2 separate regions of the Homo sapiens genome follow, and region 1 is linked to region 2. A link is a contact called in ENCODE Hi-C or POLR2A ChIA-PET data. All regions are on one chromosome and are shown on one strand. The core of a region is the stretch at or near the end of the contact, and the rest is flanking DNA. Distances in the headings are between cores, read along the strand shown. Region 1 overlaps PIKFYVE (phosphoinositide kinase, FYVE-type zinc finger containing). Region 2 holds the start of KLF7 (KLF transcription factor 7).

Evidence for each region. Hi-C counts contacts between places; a loop is a spot of excess contacts on that map. ChIA-PET counts read pairs that join two places held with the same protein, here RNA polymerase II (POLR2A). Pooled maps may share reads with other maps.
Region 1: a pooled map shows a loop between it and region 2 (5-fold over the local background). The contact joins the enhancer-like site here to the promoter of KLF7 in region 2. A Hi-C loop is called at or near these places in 2 of 37 single-sample maps with no recorded cell type and 4 of 50 pooled maps. POLR2A ChIA-PET finds 5 or more read pairs at or near these places in 1 of 52 experiments (GM10248).

The regions. Positions count from the first base shown.
Region 1 is chr2:208,310,037-208,313,382 of GRCh38, reverse strand. It overlaps PIKFYVE (phosphoinositide kinase, FYVE-type zinc finger containing), which reads right to left. Exons shown (of 42, transcript NM_015040.4): 13 at 1,088-1,147. Among named protein-coding and RNA genes, the nearest start is that of PIKFYVE, 45 kb to the right of the region's middle. Within about 2 kb of position 1,887, at least 2 of the 41 ENCODE cell types and tissues checked have a DNase peak (open chromatin) inside an H3K27ac peak, as active enhancers do.
Region 2 is chr2:207,164,463-207,167,576 of GRCh38, reverse strand. It overlaps KLF7 (KLF transcription factor 7), which reads left to right and starts at 1,629. Exons shown (of 4, transcript NM_003709.4): 1 at 1,629-2,110. The coding sequence starts at 2,009. It overlaps MIR7845 (microRNA 7845), which reads right to left and starts at 1,177; the gene lies at 1,079-1,177. RefSeq lists silencers at 118-167, 788-1,427 and enhancers at 1-493, 494-1,201, 1,202-1,910, 1,918-2,017, 2,619-3,114.

The DNA.
Region 1 (3,346 bases), core at 638-3,137, 1.1 Mb before region 2:
AGCAAGACAGACTCAAAAACATAAATATTAAAACATAATAAATAGCATTTATGTAGAATTTGTGTAAAATCTTTAAATTTTTTAAAGGATGAATGAAAATAGATAAGACAAAAAATAAATAATAAATGCTTAACAAAAAAATATGTTCACTAAATAACTGTTGAATAATCTGACCAAATAAGTGGAAAGAAAAGAAGTGGGAAATGCTTACAAAAATTCTCTAACCTGTCCCCTCTTAAAAGCAAAACAAACAAACAAAAAAACTTCCACCAAACAGCCCAGCAGATTACACAGTAAAGTATATGTCCATGACATGTGAAGTACAAGAATTGCACATTTCAATTACATAAAGGGCCACTCTGTAAACTTCTAGCCGAACCAGATGCTTGGAGATGAATTTAGAAGCACTGCCAAGCTATCAGATAAGCTGCAGTGGCTCCTTGTACCCGCTTGCCTTCTCTCTTTGATCTGAAACCGTGGGAGCCAAGAAGGAAGAGAAATTTTCTCCCATTATCTGAGGCCTAACCAGTGGAGTACTATGGACTAAGAATGTCTTTACTCTAGGAAGCTAAGCTAAGCTAAGTAGGGAAGGAATAGGAGAAGGCTAATCTCCTTTTGTGTCCAAAAGAAATTTATCATCAGAGTTAGTTCTTTAACCTCTACTGCCTGCTTCTCTTCCTCACTCCACAGGGCAAGCAGCATCCTTAACTGGAGATCTGCCTGTGGGCTTTTTGACAAATTTGACAATCCTTGATGATATTTATATCAATACTTAATATTATATTCACAATACAGTTAAGTGTAAACTATGTCTTTAAAAGAATTAAGTTCAAATTCTACTTAAAAGTTTTTAAACAATTACTTTTCACATCAGAGACCTCCTTCTCGCAAACCAAGTCCAAGTTTACATTCTTGGTTCTCAACATTCTCTAAATCATTATATATATTAAAAACTGTGTTCCCATGATACCACCATAATCAAATATATTTTCAGCACCTTCTCTGTGCTAATCAATGTGCTAAGCCCTAAGTATATCCTCATGAAAAAAAGAGACACCATTCCACATACAGCTTTTTATAAAATTACCTTTGATGAAAGCGTCACTTATTGAGAGCTGTTGTCCTCCAGTGTCAGAAATCAAATACTCTGCATACCAGGGAGACAACAGAGAGGAGGAACAAAAGTAGAGACATATGACTATAACATGTCAGCATAATTATATAGAGAATACGCCCACACACAAAATATTACTCATACTAAACCCATCACTGCCCGGCAAATTCAAGAAAGCTTTGGGTAAAAATGCCTCTTTATACTTGTTCTATGCACTTCATACTAAACTTAAGCAGACTTGCATTAATAACACAATAGAGCCGTGAAAACAATTCTCCTTAATTCAAATGTCAGATAGAGAAATGTTTTTCTCTTACCAAAACCAACCGGTTTATGAAAATTAAATCTTCAGATACTTGTACGACCATCCTAAAAGATTACAGTTCTTTTCACATGTAACTTGATGATTTAACAAATAATCACTTTGCCTATGCACAAAGCAGTTCATACAGAACCCACCTGATAAAACAATATAAACTTTTTTCAAATTTCAGAATATAAGCTATAAAACAAATTAATACAGAAGTGACATTGGCAGGAATAAAGATAAAACTCATCAGTATTTGTATTAGTTCCAAATAAGTGTTTTTGTTTTTCAAAAATTATATCAAACACTGCCAAATTTTTGCTAGACATTAACTGAACACACTCTGAATGCTTTTAATATATTAAATACTTTTCTTACAAGTGAAACTTACTCTTTACTTCCCCGTGAACTTTCTCTAGGTCTGTGACCAAGCATAGCTCAAATGAGGTTCTTTCCACTATGCAAATTAAAACATGATGCATGTAAACTCCTTTACGGTAAAGGATCTCCACAAAATTTTCTCCAAGTACATTTATAAACAACTGGGCTTTAAAAGTTACTATGTTTATAAGCCAATATGCTCATCCTTCCAACCAGGAAACAAAGAAAATATTTTATTTAGAAAGTTCAAGTGCACTATGCCAAATACAATAAAATCGAGTATGTGGGCAAGATAGATGTTACACTTTATTTCTACTCTTCCCTCACAGGAATGAGTAACACCAAATCCTATTAGTTCAATTAATGTATTGTTCTTTACCAGCCTTCTCACACTAAAGCTTAATTGTATCTATATGAGACTCCAGAAATGGTGGATTTTCCCCATTTAGTTATGAAAAAAATTCAAACCTACAGAAAATGCTGTATACCATCCACCTGAGTTCAACAATTGTTAAGGATTTGCCATATATGTGTATGTTTCTTCCCCCCGATCATTCAAAGTTACACACATCATGACACTTTACCACTAGGACATCAGCACAACTCTCATAAAAATAAAGGTATTCTTCTCTATAGCCACAAAATTATTTACATATTTGAGAAAATTAACAATGTCTTAATAGCACAGAATTAGCCCATACTCAAGTTTATCCAACTGTCTCCAAAATGTTTTTAATCCACAGTTTTTCTTCTTAAGCCTCGATGCAATCAAGTTCACACATGGCATTTGGTTCCTGTATCTCTTCATTCTCTTTTAATCTAGAACAGATCTCCTGTCTTTTTTTCTTTTCATAACATGAATTTAAAAGAACCCAGGTCAAATGTTCTGTGCAATGTCCCACATTCGGAGTACAATCCATTGTTTTCTCATGGTGTGTTTAACTTGCTCCTCTATCCCATGTTTTCCTATACACGGAAAACTACATCTAGAGATTTACGGAAGCCGTGATTTTCACCTTCTTCTCTAGGTTTTACTTGCTAACTTTCCAAGAATAGTTCAGAATCCTGCTTGTAATACATAATAAAATATATTTTAACTGTACAATTCTCCAAGACCAATAATGAAAAATTAAGCCAGTTTTACGAGCTTCTGAAAATAGGGTTTTCTCACTTCAGACAGAAAGCATAAGTAGTATTTTTTAAAGTACAGATATTTCAACCAATTTTATAAATCCAATTTTCCTCAGCCTGAAACAATATAGGACAATCCATAAGAAAATATTTAATAAGTACTACCTTTAATTTCAATGTAAAGATAAAAACCATTCCCATTTGTATTTATACAAAGGGAATGAAAACCAGAGGCAAAAGAATTCTATTATTTTTTCACGTAACTACCAGTCTCCCTGGAAATCTTTATTTTCTGATAATCAGTGTTCATCTTGACTATAACACTCAGCAAACTATTACGCTTCAACTTCACAAGAAAAAATGTAAAAAGAATAACTCGTTAGTATGTTAAAAACTAAGAGAGAACTGTGAAA
Region 2 (3,114 bases), core at 380-2,879:
AATCCCAGTAATTCATGTTTAATATTCCTTGGCAAATACTGAATTTCAATCTGTGCTTATTTCATAGAGTAGAATCTTTCAAATGTTGTGTTATCGAGTCCTACATAGTCAAAGGGAGGGGAAAGACAAGGAGGGTGATTAAGGTGAAGCGTTTCTTCCATTACTGGTAGAACGAAGTTTCTCATCTCTTAAGCACCGAATTCTGCAATCATTCCAAAAGTGGAAGCTCAGCTCACAGCGCATTTTGGGGAAGCTTAAACCACACTAACCATTTAAGGTCAAGCAAACAATTGGCCAACCCTAACGTGAATTGTGCAGGGTTTTCATCTCAGATGTAACAGATCTCTCTATGTCTACATCCCAACTCCAGAAAACGAGAAATCGAGTTCCTCCTCTCACCATCGAAGCTCTGCAGACACCTCGCTGGAGACCCCATGGTGAGCCTCATCACGTAAAGGCCCCCTCGCAAGCTGCCGGCTCCAGCTTGCGCCCCACGTCTACCTAGGCTCCCTCTAGCCTCTTTAACGCACAGTCGAGCAACAGGCCCCTTGCAATCAACTCTAGCCGCCGGACTCCCGACCAGGTCTCTCGCTCGGGGTCAGAAGGAGGCGCGGGAGGGAGGGCGGCGGCGGCGGCGCCCGCGGGGCGGGGCGGGGACTGTGCGCAAGCGGGGGGCGGGCGCAGGCCGCGGTCTCGCTCCGCTCCCCTTTGTTCTCTCCCATTGTGTGGCACTTCCTCCTCAGGCGCTTCTTCTCTGCACCCTGGCAGCCCGTGGGGAGTTCGGGAAGGGGCCCTGGATGCCTTTTCTGCTTGTTTTTGAGTACGTGAGGACCTCCCCGGCACCGCCTCGCGCGGGTCCCTGCCCCGTGCCCAGGCGGAGGCGGGGTGGCCACTGTCCTTCCTTCCCGCTCCGCGCCCTCGGCGGCTTCCCCGCGGCCCCCTGCGCCGCGCCCCCTCCAGGAGGCGTCCTGACCCCGCACTCCGGCCTTTCACCTCCCGACCGTCAGCCTCAGGGCCGCCGCGGCGACGCGCGACCCCTTCCCTCTGAGGGGCGCGGGCTCCGGACGCGCCGGGCTCTGCCAGGCATCTAGTGGAGGGTCGGAGGTCGGCGACCAGCCCGAGCCCAGCCGTCCCGGGAGCTGGCGCGAGTGTCGCCACGACCCTCCCTGTCCCTTGCGCTCGCGCTGCCCGGCCGCCGGGCGGCCGCCTCAGCCCCCTTATATAGCCCTCTAAAAATAGCTCGCCTCGCACCGCCTTGTAAGGCAGCAGGGAGATCCGCAGCGTGCCAATCCGCGCCCGCCGCCAGGGCCAAGCCCCGCCCCAGGCTCTGCTCCGGGCTCCCCATTGGTCCTCAGTGACTTCATGAGCCCCCTGTTTACCTTACATGGTCACACGCGGCCTAATGGACGCCCTCCTCGAGATCCCACGGCTGCGCGGAGAACCGAACGGAGGGAGGGAGTTTGGGGAGGGGGAAGAGCAGGAGGAGGAGAAAAGGGAGGGGGAAGACTACAAACTAGCAAGGATGGGGTGGGGGGTGGGGAGGGAAGGGAAGGGGGGGGAAGAGAAGCGATCGCGAGAGAAAAAAATGCAACCTCCCAAAATAAAGAGCAAAGATTGCATTAGGAGCGAACAGCGCTGCAGAAATAGATGGCAGCTTCGTGTCAGTGAGTTTGCATCCCCCTTCCTGATCCACGAGCTGGAGTGATTAGAGCCCTGGAAGGGAATTGTTACTCCCGTGGAGAAGTCCCCTTTTCCTGGCAGTCGTCTGCACTGTACACGCTGGATGCCTCTCTCCATCCACCCCACTCACTCGCTCCTCTCTCACCTCCTCTCTCCCTCTCCTGCATTGATTTTTTTTTTTCCTTTTTAGTTGACTGAAACAAAACAAAACAAAAGGGCCACTGGATGTCTGCCTTCTTGGGGGGTGAGCCAGACAGACTGACAAACAAACAGCCCCAACTGTGTTCGGGGGAGGGTTTCGCCTCCCGTTTTGCCCGGCAGCAGCAGCATGGACGTGTTGGCTAGTTATAGTATATTCCAGGAGCTACAACTTGTCCACGACACCGGCTACTTCTCAGCTTTACCATCCCTGGAGGAGACCTGGCAGCAGGTGAATGATTTAAATTACTTGTGTAAATCGTGTGGTGGCGGCGGAGACGCAGGGGCTGCGTTGGTGTGGGCTCTGGGTTGAAATTTTTGTTTGTTTGTTTGACTTTTTTTTCTTCCTTTTTGGCTGTCTGTTGTTGAAAATGTTTTCTGAAACAGTCATCTGCGCTTACCTCTCCACCCACCCCTAACCTCGTAGAGTGCCGAGCTGAGCAGCCGGTGCGAGCTGCCTGCGTTTCAGTCGCCAACACACATCCCTGCGCACACGTTGTCGGGTTTGCTGTCCCCTATCAGAGACCTGCCGAACTTCTGGGGTTCGGAGGAGCCGGGTGGGAAGGTGGTTTGGGGTGTTAGGAGCGATTGCTGACAGGGACCACGTTCTCGCATGCATGAGCTCTACCCACTTGATACCTGAAATCAGGTTCATCTGTTTCAACTGGTGCTTATGACCATCGGATGGGGGGCGGGGGAGGGTGGGCAGGAGCAAAGCGGAGTGTTTTTCAGTAATTAGCGAGTGTCAATAAAGAATAGGAGCTTGATTTTGAGATTAGAAGGTAGGCAAAAGAGAGAAGAGCCCACTGACAAAAGATACTCAAGGAGGACGGGAAGATGTAGCTGAGGCTGACAATGAATTGTAGGTTTTCCCAGTGTGATCCCTCCAGAAAGAGAACACCCTCTATGCGTGTCCTTGTTTCTCTTTTTTGTTTAGGGTCCTTCTCTAGTTAGGCAGCACAACCTCGGACAAAGGCTGATGTGTGCTTCCATGCCTTTGACTTTGTCTTAGAGGACTAGTTAAGAAACTCCCAGGATGCTGAAGGGCACCGATGCCAAGTTGGCTAGCCGTCCCAGGGAGGATGAAGTGGGGCTGGTGACAAGTTCACTGGGCTTTGTGAAGTGGAATAAAGAAAGTGCTGGTCAGTGGAAAGTGCTGGCTCTGCTGCGGAAACAGTGGTTTTTTTCAGCAGCGATTAGGAGCTGCTGAGGGGACATTCTGCAGGAAAGATGGTG